Regions from separate parts of the Homo sapiens genome. Here region 1 is linked to region 2. A link is an interaction called in ENCODE POLR2A ChIA-PET data of the cell type or tissue named here. Cell type or tissue: GM12878. All regions are shown on one strand. Each heading gives the region's core, and the rest is flanking DNA. Links, peaks and the distances in the headings are about the cores only.

What was found. ChIA-PET counts read pairs that join two places held together with the same protein. Peaks named below come from ENCODE experiments on the same cell type or tissue, not always from the same donor. Only the 100,000 strongest peaks of a DNase experiment are listed, where the experiment ranks them.
Region 1: POLR2A ChIA-PET joins it to region 2 with 7 read pairs; 11 of 35 experiments call an interaction of 5 or more read pairs at or near these places.

Annotation. Positions count from the first base shown.
Region 1 is chr2:203,524,042-203,530,130 of GRCh38, reverse strand. All of the region lies in intron 1 of RAPH1 (Ras association (RalGDS/AF-6) and pleckstrin homology domains 1), which reads left to right. Among named protein-coding and RNA genes, the nearest start is that of RAPH1, 8.2 kb to the left of the region's middle. In GM12878, for the core only: no CTCF peak of the experiment used is centred there; no DNase peak of the experiment used is centred there.
Region 2 is chr2:203,596,531-203,602,619 of GRCh38, reverse strand. No RefSeq gene overlaps it. Among named protein-coding and RNA genes, the nearest start is that of RAPH1, 64 kb to the right of the region's middle. RefSeq lists an enhancer at 1,469-2,352. In GM12878, for the core only: no CTCF peak of the experiment used is centred there; DNase peaks (open chromatin) are centred at 2,939 and 4,149; H3K27me3 peaks cover 537 bases.

The DNA.
Region 1 (6,089 bases), core at 795-5,794, 73 kb after region 2:
CTATATCACTTATGTCTTATAAATTGGCTTTTTGAAAAGTATATATGTATTTGCTCTTAATAAAATGCATACTGTTTTTCTGCTCTAAGCAGAGCTAGGCATAATAGAGAAATCTAAGATAGGTATTCTGTTCTCCACAATAGAGAGGATGCCAGTTTAGGTATAAAATACGAGGAATCAGTAGAAGATGACACTGAAGACGCAGGGACCACAAAGAAGCAGAAGGGTCTTTGAGTTGAAAATGGGTGAACAGATAAAGTTTACAAAAGGAGGAACAAGTCATCCCTTTAGATGAGAAGAAAAACAAGATCAGGAAGCCAAGGATTTACCATTATGTTAGACTATTAAAATTTAAGCCCCATGGTGAAGAATGGTGATAGCTAGCAAAAATTGGACTGTAAACATATTCAGTAGGCCCAGTATTATTGTAGAATCTTAAGTCAATTTTGCAATGGTATTTAAAACTTTGGCCGGGTGCAGTGGCTCATGCCTGTAATCCCAGCACTTTGGGAAGCCAAGGTGGGTGGATTGCCTGAGGTGGGGAGTTTGACACCAGCCTGACCAACATAGAGAAACCCCATCTCTACTAAAAATACAAAAAATTAGTCGGGCGTGGTGGCGCATGCCTGTAATCCCAGCTACTCAGGAGGCTGAGGCAGGAGAATTGCTTGAATCTGGGAGGTGGAGGTTGCGGTGAGCCGAGATGGCGCCATTGCACTCCAGCCTAGGCAACGAGAGCAAAACTCTGTCTCAAAACAAAACCAATAAAAAACTTGGATGCTTTTGGAAATTACTTTTAGAAGGATTTTACTGAGTTTGATAAGTGAAGAAAAGTATTAGGTTAAATCAGTAGAGCAGGCCAGGTGCGGTGGCTCATGCCTATAATCCTAGTATTTTGGGAGGCTGAGGCAGGTGGATCGCTTGAGCCCAGTTTGGGACCAGCCTGAACATGGCAAAACCCTGTCTCTACAAAATATACAAAAATTAGGCAGGCATGGTGATGTGTGCCTGTAGTTGCAGTTAACTCGGGAGGCTGAGATTGGGAGCATCACCTGAGCCTGGGAGGTCAAGGCTGCAATGACAGAGTGAGACCCTGTCTCAAAAAAAAAAAAAAAAAAAAAAAAATATATATATATATATATATATATATAGCAAAACAACCAGTAATATGACTTGAAAATATATTCTTTATATATCCCAAATTTTGCATGTTTCCCAAATATAATTTGTTCTAATTTTCCAATAATGTTTACTTTATAAAGGATAATTATTTCTTGGCTCATTTGGTTTATTTCATATTGTAACAAATGACATTGGAAACTGGTAAAGGAAATCAGTGATCCTACTTATCTGTGAATAGTGTACTTAATAAGCAGTAATGGTTCAAAATTTTTTTACCCTAAGTTTTTAGAATAAACATATACAGTTTAAGGCAGCAACAATGAATATGATACGTTATATTTGAAAAATCTTGGTTATAGTACTCATTAACACAGAAATTTCCAAATCTGGCTCTTGAATCTGTTTATTATGTTACTGGTTTTTAATGCTTCTCTTAGCTGACAAGGCAGCTCATGTAGGAACATATATCCAAAAAGAAGAAGTGCCTCTTCGGCTGTACTTTCTATTAGGAGATACTGTTAAGTTTGTATCCATCAATTATGCAGATTGGGCTAGTACAAAGTTTGTTCTCCCTATTTGTCAATCAGCTATTCTTGCAAATCAGTGTGAGGATTTGTATTTATAAAGTTTTAATAAATGGATTCAAAATCCACCAAAACTGTGTTTGGAAGGCATTTAAAAAGTTAGAAATGGCTTCTCTGTTCTTAGAGTGTGTAGATATGAGTATTTTAAGATGACACATTTTTTTTTTTTAGAATACAGCTATTTTCTTACTAAGTTTTAAAATGTCTCATTTACCTTTAAGGTACAGATGCATTAACCATGTTTCTGTTTTTAGAAACTATGTCTAGGTAGCATACTGCCACAGCACAGCCACTTACAACAGAAATTCAGCAAATTTAGAACTCTACTCTTTTTATAAAAGATAAATGCTTACTTCATCTTTAAATTGCACAATTTTTTAAATGATTTGCCATGAGACAAACCTGTTTGGTACAAAATACCATGATCACTCCTTAACAACATCAATAACAACATCCGTTAACACTTGGCTCTGTTCTTGCTTCAGTTTCTCTTTTATTCTGCTTTGCCCTTGGACTTAAACCTTACCCTCTCCTCCACCTTTGTTTCATTGAGGTCAAAGCAGCTGCTTCATGAAGGATTATATAATACAGTTTTCTATACTTTTTTTTTTTTTTTTTTTTTTTGAGATGGAGTTTCACTGTTGTTGCCCAGGCTGGAGTGCAATGGCTCAATCTTGGCTCACCACAACCTTCGCCTCCCGGGTTCAAGCGATTCTCCTGCCTCAGTCTCCCGAGCAGCTGGGAATACAGGCATGCGCCAACACGCCCGGCTAATTTTTTGTATTTTTAGTAGAGACGGGGTTACTCTGTGTTGGTCAGGCTGGTCTCGAACTCCTGACCTCAGGTGATCCGCCCACCTCAGCCTCCCAAAGTGCTGGGGTTACAGGCATGAGCTACCACGGCCAGCACATAAAACGTTTTTATTGAGGAAATCATTTACTGTTGAGAATATGTCTTCTCTGGAATACCAGTCTCTCGTAGAAGCTTACAAAAGGGTAGATCCTTTATTATTGAAAAAGAATCAATGTATTAAAGATAGTAATTACTATCACTCTAGCCTCACAATACCTACAATTATTTAATACCAGAATACTTATGTTACTTTGTATGGTGTGTGATTCTCTGACAGGTGGCCACGGTGAAGACGCCAGTGTCTGTATGTTAAGGATAAATATGTATTATATATAAAATACATGTGTGTATTAAGATAAGGATTAAATAAAAATAGAACTTCTAATAAGATGTTCGTATACCCCAGTGAATCATCACTCATACATCCTGGGGTATAAATGGAGGTAACCATTTTGGAAACTACTATACAGTCTTACTGAAGTATTGTTAGGCCAAGCACGGTGGCTCACGCCTGTAATCCCAGCACTTTGGGAGGCCAAGGTGGGCGGATCACCTGAGGTCAGGAGTTCTAGACCAGCCTGGCCAATGTGGCAAAACCCTGTCTCTACTAAAAACACAAAAATTAGCTGGGTGTGGTGGCATGTGCCTGTAATCCCAGCTACTCAGGAGGCTGAGGCAGGAGAATTGCTTGAACCTGGGAGGGAGAGGTTGCAGGAGCTGAGATCGCACCATTGCACTCCAGCCTGGGTGACAGAGCGAGACTCTGTCTCAAAAAAAAAAAAGAAAAAGAAAAATTGTTAATAATGAGCCTTTCATATTAAGTTCCACTTCATAGTGTATTGTATTTTTTTTTTTTTTTTTTTTTTGAGACAGAGTTTCGCTCCTATCTCACTGCAGTAGGCTCACTGCAACCTCTGCCTTCTGGGTTCAAGTGATTCTCCTGCCTCAGCCTCCCAAGTAGCTGGGATTACAGGTGCCCATCACCACACCCGGCTAATTTTTGTATTTTTGGTAGAGATGGGGTTTTACCATGTTGGCCAGGCTGGCCTTGAACTCCTGACCTCAGGTGATCTGCCTGCCTTGGCCTCGCAAAGTGCTGGGATTACAGGCCTGAGCCATCTCGCCTGGCCAGTGTATAGTATTCTTATATGAAGTCATCTTAAAGCACTTGGGACAAGACATTCTGGTTCTAATACTAATTGGAAAGTAATGTTTGTGGAAGAAAGTAGATAATTTCAGCAAAGTGAAATCATTCCACATTATATCAGAAATCATAATATCACTTTGTACCCCATAAATGTATATACCTATAATTTTTCAACACATACAGTAATAAAACATTTTTTTAAAAAACGTTAGCAAATTGAGACTTTAATAAAATTTATTCTTCAATACAGTCGAAATTATAGGCTTATTTCAGAAGCCTAAATTTGAATTTTGCATTATCCTTTTAGGAATTATTCAAGGTGAATTTAAAAGTACCCTTAATTAAAAATAAAAAATTAAGTATTTAACTTAGTAATTGAGTAGCATTTTATAGACTTACAGTTTTTTCATGTCCATAGTATTTTTTTTCGGAACACCTCCAGCAAGGTATACAACATTTTCCATTACCCTGCTCTTTATCTTTTCCTTCTCTCTGTTTTCTTTGCCTATCCCCAAAGCAACTGCAGTCATAGTTGCTTCAGCACAGGTAAGTTTTGCCTGTTTTATAACTTTGTATTAATTAAATCATAACCATGCTTTTGTCTCCAGCTTCTTGCATTCAGCATGTGCATTTTTTGTTTTGTTTTTCTGAGACAGAGTCTCACTCTGTTGCCCAGGCTGGAGTGCAGTGGCCCAATCTCAGCTCACTGCAAACTCCGCCTCTCAGGTTCAAGCAATTCTTCCACCTCAGCCTCCCAAGTAACTGGGATTACAGGTGTGCATCACCGTGCCTGGCTTATTTTTATTTTTTTGTATTTGTAGTAGAGATGGGGTTTTACCATGTTGGCCAGGCTGTCAGCATGTTTTTAGATTCATCCATGTTGTTGCTTATATCAGTAGTTCCTTTTTAGTGGTAATATTCAATTGTATGAATATGTTAATATGGCCAGGCATGGTGGCTCACACCTGTAATCCCAGCACTTTGGGAGGCCAAGGGGGTGGTGGATTGCCTGAGGTCAGCAGTTCAAGACCAGCCTGACCAACATGGTGAAACCCCATCTCTACTAAAAATACAAAAATTGGCATGGTGGTGGGCGCCTGTAATCCCAGCTACTCTGGAAACTGACACAGGAGAATCGCTTGAACCCAGGAGGCGGAGGCTGCAGTGAGCCAAGATTGTGCCATTGCACTCCAGCCTGGGCGACAGAGCGAGACTCCGTCTCAAAAAAACAAAAAAGAAGATGTTAATATACCAGATTTCTTATCCATTTTCCTGTTGGTGGGCAACTGGGCTGCTTCTAGTTTGGGACTATTCTGAAGAAAATGGTTATGAACATTTTTGCACAAGTCTTTTTATGGACAGATGTTTCATTTATCTTGGATAAAGGAGTGGGATTGCTAGGCCATTTAGATAGATGTTCCTCCTTTTAAAAACTTTGTATTGAAGAACAATACATAATCAGAAAATTGCATATATCAGAAGTGAATTCTAATTCTAATTCTGCTATGAAGTCTTTTAGGTTGCTTGTTTCTTTAAAAAATTTTTTATTGCCTTACTGAGGTATAATTTCTATATAATAAACTGCACATATTAAAGTGTACAATTTGGTAAGTTTTAATACACCCATGAAATCATCACTGTAATCAAAACTGAACATTTCCATCATCTCCCAAAGTTTCCTCATACCTCTTTGTAATTTGTCCCCCTCTACCCCTGTCTTACGGCAATCTGTCACTATGGATTGGTTTGCATTTTCTAGAATTTTATATAAATGGAATCATACAGTGTCTTGTTCCCTTCCCCTCCTAACCCACCCAAGTCTGGCTTGTTTTCATGCAGAATAATAATTTTTAGATTCTTCGATCTTGTTGCTTGGATTAGTTCCTTTTTATTGCTAAAGTATTCCATTATGCATATATGCCACATTTCGTTTTTCCAGGCACCTTTGATAGAAATTTAGGCTGTTTCCAATTGTGGACAGGTTTTCATTTCTTGAGGATGAATACCTATGAGGACGTGTTGGGTTATAGGGTAGGTGTATTTTTAACTTTAATTTTTAAAGTGGGCAAATTTTTCCAAAGTTGTATCATTTTATATCCAACAGCATAATATGACACTTGGTGTATATCCTAAGACTTGGTATTGTCAGTCTTTCTCATTCTAGCCATTTTAATGGGTATGTAATGATATAACCGTAGCTTTAATTCACCTTTCGCTGATTATTATTGATGTTGAGCAATGTAATGTTCTTAGTCATTTGGGAAGTGACAGCAAGTCTTTGCCCATTTAAAAAATAAGATTGTATATATTTTTTAAATTTAGTTTAACAATTATTTACTCGATACAAGTTCTTTATTGGATATATTTGCAAATATTTTCTCTTA
Region 2 (6,089 bases), core at 605-5,604:
ACAGTCTTCAGGCTCTCTCCTGTATTTTATAAACATTGATTCCTTTCAAGAGAGTAAGAATAATTATTTTGGAGGTATTTTGAGTATTTGGGGGTTTGACCTGAAACAGGAAGAACTGATAACCTATGAAATCTCTGGGACTGTGAAATGTTTTAACTCCATTTTCAGGTTGTCTAGTTGAGCATGCGCAAAAAACAAGTTTTGGTATAATTTTCCTCAGAAGTTCACTTACGGCCAGGTGCGGTGGCTCACGCCTATAATCCCAAAACTTTGGGAGGCCAAGATGGGTGGATGACCTGAGGTCAAGAGTTCAAGACCAGCCTGGCCAACATGGTGAAACCCTGTCTCTACTAAAAATACAAAATTAGCTGGGCGTGGTGGCGCATGCCTGTAATCCCAGCTACTCAGGAGGCTGAGGCAGGAGAATTGCTTGAACCCAGGAGGTGGAGGTTGCAGTGAGCAGAGATTGCGCCATCGCACTCCACCTGGGCAAAAACAGCAAAACTCCATCTTAAAAAAAAAAAAAAAGAAGTTCACTTAGTATAAAATCTCACATGTAGGTAGAAAAGGAGCCTGAGACCATCACACCACTGCAACAAGGTACAGAGTTAACAGATCAGAATCCAGCTAAGCTAAGGCTCTGGCAAGCACACGACTCAGCAGTGCCTGCACTGAGACGCCAGAAACAGAATCACTCTATTGCCGCTTCTGTGAAATGGAGACTCAGTCAAGGCAGCCTCTGCCAGCTAATCATGTGTTTACGGCCATCTGTGCAAGAAGGGCAGGAAAACCTACAGAAAGAAAGGTAAAGAGGACCTCTGGTCTGTCTCACAAAGGTTCCCCCAAAGCTTAGTTTTCTCCAGTATGGCATGGAGGATGAGTCCACACCCAGTCTCTGAAGACACACAGCCCTAGGTTCAAATCCCAACTCTTTAACGACTACTATCTGTATGCTCCTAAGCAATCATTTAACCTCTCTGAGCCTCAATGTCTTTATTTATAAATGGATAATATAATAATACCATCCTACAAGGGTTGCAGTGAGGATTGAATAAAACAATTTACATAGGCCAGGCCTGGTGGCTCTCGCCTATAATCCCAACACTTTGGGAGGCTGAGGCGGGCGGATCACTTGAGGTCGGGAGTTCAAGACCAGCCTGACCAACATGGAGAAACCCTGTCTCTACTAAAAATACAAAATCAGCCGAGCGTGGTGGTGCATGCCTGCAATCCCAGCTACTCAGGAAGCTGAGGCAGGAGAATCGCTTGAACCTGGAAGGTGGAGGTTGCAATGAGTCGAGATTGTGCCATTGCACTCCAGCATGGGCAACAAGAGCAAAACTCCGTCTCCAAAAAAAAAAAAAAAAAAAGATTTATATAAAGGGCATAGCCCACTTGTACCTATCACATGTCACTTCAATGGTCATTGTAGTCACTGTTATTAAAAATCATTATATTGTGGTTGCTATTATTAGCAAGACCAGACTTAGAGTGAGAATTATGTTATTTTAGGAGGAGAATTTCCAAAATCCTCCCCCCACCTACTGCCTAATGCCTTAAATCTCTTCAATGAAATAAAGACTTTTATTTTAGAATCAGCAAAGGATCTTAAAATGAGACTATTTCTCTGGAATTGTGACATATTGATTTATTTATTTTTATTTTTTTTTTTTTGAGATGGAGTCTTGCTCTATCACCCAGGCTGGAGTACAGTGACACGATCTCGGCTCACTGCAACCCCCGCCTCCCAGGGTCAAGCTATTCTCCTGCCTCAGCCTCCCGAGTAGCTAGGATTACAGGCATGTACCATCATGCCTGGCTAATTTTTTGCAATTTTAGTAGAGACGGGGTTTCACCATGTTGGCCAAGCTGGTCTCAAACTCCTGACCTCAAATGATCCGCCTGCCTCGGCCTCCCAGCAAGTGCTGGGACTACAGGCGTGAACCACCGCGCCCAGCTGTGACACATTGATTTAAAATTTACACAAAGACTTAAATGTCTACTGTAAAATTCCTCTTCTGAGTGGAGATTTTAAAAAGGATGTTGTATTCGTCAGGGTTCTCATTCAATTCTACAGCCCCCAAGATCCTTAGGATGATATTTGAGCCCCCAGGGCTAAGCTGGGGAAGGGGCGAGGTGGAGGAAGACCAACAGGAGCTAACATCAGGGCTCTTGCATACGTAAGTGTCCCTGGTTCCTCCACTTTCACACTACTGAATGTGGTCCCAGGACAGAGGGAATGGTATCCCACAGAGTTTGTGAATTGAGGCATTTCTAGTAGCTCAAATGTAAAAAGAAAGGATGAGCTATACAGTCTAAGAATTCCAAGATTTGGGGTAGAGAATGCAGAGCAGGCAGGAGAAGCATCTTATCAACAGCAAAGTTCTGTTTGCAGAATAATAAAAATAATTAACACTTAGTATGTGCTCACTGTGTGCCTAGCAGTGCTCTAAAGGCTTATTTCCTTTAATCCTCACAATAACCATACAAGTATTTGGTAGTCTTCTCCTCATTTAAAAGTTGAGAAAATGGATGAACAGAGAAGTAACTGGCTGAAAATTGCACAGCCAGTAAGTATTAATAGTAAAGGCAGGATCCAAAGACAGACATGCTGGCACTGGAATCTAGATGGTTAGCCACTGGGCTAAACCATAAGGATAGCAAACATTTATTGAGACCTAGGCTCCAGGCATTGCACTAAACATCTATTTTACGTGGACTATGTCATTTGATGATCATGGTAACCCATATGGCATCGTTAAACCCCATGTTGCAGATGAGTTAACTGAAGTTTAGGTACATCGAGTGACTTGTCCCAGGTCCCAGAGGTCTACTTAGTCCAGGTTTACAAAGAAGAAAGCTACTACGTTTAAAGAACCTTTTTGCCATTCCATACCACAAACCAGAAGTTTTGGTTTGAGTAGACATGAAACAGTTTTGCAGCATCTACTTCAAGGGAGCTTCATTTTTGTTGTTTATGGGTATCAGGGTGTATTTAAACAAAAAGCATCTATTTCAGGAGACAGAGTTTTCATGATGTGCTTTTTTGTTTCACTGTTCAGTAAAAATCCCATCTGTTTATGCTGCATCACACCATGATTTTTTTTTTTTTTTGAGACGGAGTCTCTCTCTGTTGCCCAGGCTGGAGTGCAGTGGCGCAATCTTGGCTCACTGCAAGCTCCGCCTCCCGGGTTCACACATTCTCCTGCCTCAGCCTCCCGAGTAGCTGGGACTACAGGTGCCCTCCACCACGCACAGCTAGTTTCTGTATTTTTAGTAGAGACGGGGGTTTCACCTTGTTAGCCAGGATGGTCTCGATCTCCTGACCTCATGAACCACCCACCTCGGCCTCCCAAAGTGCTGGGATTTCAGGCATGAGCCACCACACCTGGCCACACCATGATTTTACTTGTGCTACTTCTACCCAGATGTGAAAGACATTAGCTAATGAGGTCTGTGCTCATGTCAAAGAGGGAGACTTAATCATCCCTTAGAACTGTTCTATTGGCAACATTTTCAACTTCCTCTGATCATCCAAAACCCATCCCACCTAATAAGTTTTGCCTATAGTAAATGAATCCAGTTTTCTTACTGACAAAACAAAAAGCAACTCTTAAATTGTCATGCTTGCTTTTTTTTTTTTTTTTTTTTTTGAGACAGGTTCTCGCTCTGTTGCCCAGGCTGGAGTGGCAGTGGCAGTGGCAGTGGCATGGGCAACAGAGCAAGACCCTGCCTCCAGAAAGTATGAAAATTTAAGAGATGTTTTTTTTGCTGCAGCCACAACCTCCTGGGGTCAAGTGATCATTCCACCTCAGCCTCCCAGGTAGCTAGGACTACAGTCATGCGCCACGACACCTGGCTAATTTTGTTTATTTTTTATAGAGGCACAAGCTCCCTATGTTGGCCAGGCTGGTCTCGAGCTCCTGGACTCAAGCGATCCTCTCATCTCGGCCTCCCAAAGTGCTGGGATTACAGGCATGAGCCACCGTGCCCGGTCAGATTTCCATCGTTTTGATGTATTTCTTATTTTCTTCTGTCTGCAACTGGTCTTTGGCCGCTCACAGCCACTCCTCAGACATGTTCTCACTCCTCTGGTGGCTTGCTCAAGAGCGGTGAGGTTTTGGTATTTTTGGTTTGGGGTTTGAGGTAAGGGAAGTTTCAGAGAGGAAACAATGAAACGGTCCAGTGATTTCTTCTTAAGTCATATGCATAATTGACATTGACTCTGAAAAAAGAGAAATTCAATGCGAAGGTGGTCAGCTAGGCCCGCCCGGCTCTGACATAGGACTCTGAGGTAAGCCCCACCAGAAAACATGATTTGCAAAAGACACGACTGTGCTTGAAGGTAACTTCATTTTGAAAAGGGAAGAGAAATGTTGTTTGGGAGAAGAAGGGTTTTCTTGGGATTTTTTCCCATGGGATCCAGTGAGATACGTCAGGTCATCTCCTGAAGATCAATCACTATTGCTGATCTTCTGTGATTCCAAACCCATGCTGGGCCTTGTCCTAAACACTCAGACCCCCAGCCCAGCTCCGGCAACCAGCAGGACCCAGACATGCTGACATTGCCCCCATACGCCCAGCACCTTACCATTGAGAACTTCTTTCTGGTGCCCAATAGCCCTTGGATAGAATGAAAGATTAGGAGCCAGACATGCCAAAGAAAATCAATCTGCTCTTGGAGCTCAAGAAAAAAAGCAGGACTAATACATGGTCTCAGCATTTTCTTTCTTTTTTTTTTTTTTCTGCGACGGAGTCTCACTCTGTTGCCCAGGCTGGAGTGCGGTGGCATGATTCCAGCTCACTGCAACCTCCGCCTCCCAGATTCAAGCAATTCTCTGCCTCAGCCTCCCAAGTAGCTGGGATTACAGGCATCTGCCAGCAGGCCCGGCTAATTTTTGTATTTTTAGTAGAAATGGGGTTTCACCATTTTGGCCAGGCTGGTCCTGAACTCCTGACCTCGTGATCCCCACCGCCTCGGCCTCCCAAAGTGCTGGGATTACAGGCATGAGCCACTGTGTCCAGCCCAGTCTCTGCATTTTCAAACCCCTTTGCTTCCACTTTCTTTCCCCAGGCCTTTTTCCTTCTCTCTCCTTTATAGACCACCTTCTCTGTGCTTCACTTCCAGAAAAAAAGACCTCCTTCTATTCCTTGTCTGTGTTCAAGTCAAGCGAAGGAACATTTACCTAAGGCTAGGCCACATGGGGAATGCAGAAGTTGTGACAGAGCCCCTGCTCTCAAGGGGTATACAAACCCATTGGGGAGACATGGTGAACACAAGGGTAATACTCAGGGACAGCCAGGGCCAGCACTCATCCACTGATGTTTCCTGAGAATTCAGAAAGGCACTAGGGATGCTACTGGCATGGAGAAAGGAGCATGGGCTGGGTCTCCGCTCCCACTCAACTCTTTGGCCAGGTGCCCTTGGGCAGAACAAAAAATGCATATCCATGGGGGACAACCCTGGGAAAAATAATCACAATGTTCAGCCCATTTTATGAATGTAATCCACTGCAAATAGGCATGGTACAGAAGCTGCCTGACACAGTCCAAAAAGGGAGACATAAATGTTGGTTAGTTTTATCAGGAAGACTTTGTGTAAGAGGTGGGGTTTGGACCGGTGGGGTGAGCTAGAAGGTCACTACCCTGGATAAGGAGTGCATTCTGAAAAGAGAAAACTGTATAAGCAGAGACACAGGGATGAGAAGGAACAGGATGGCCGGGCGCGGTGGCTCATGCCTGTAATCCCAGCACTTTGGGAGGCCGAGGCGGGCGGATCACAAGGTCAGGAGATCAAGACCATCCTGGCTAACATGGTGAAACCTCGTCTCTACTAAAAATATCAAAAATTAGCTGGGCGTGGTGGCGGGCGCATGTAGTCCCAGCTACTCGGGAGGCTGAGGCAGGAGAATGGCGTGAACCCGGGAGGCAGAGCTTGCAGTGAGCTGAGATCGCACCACTGCACTCTAGCCTGGACGACAGAGCGAGACTCCATCTCACAAAAAAAAAAAAAAAAAAAAAAAAGGAGTTCCCATGCTTTTTCAAGCCCTTTCTTTCTCCTTTTTACTTTCATGTGACCTCATTTAATT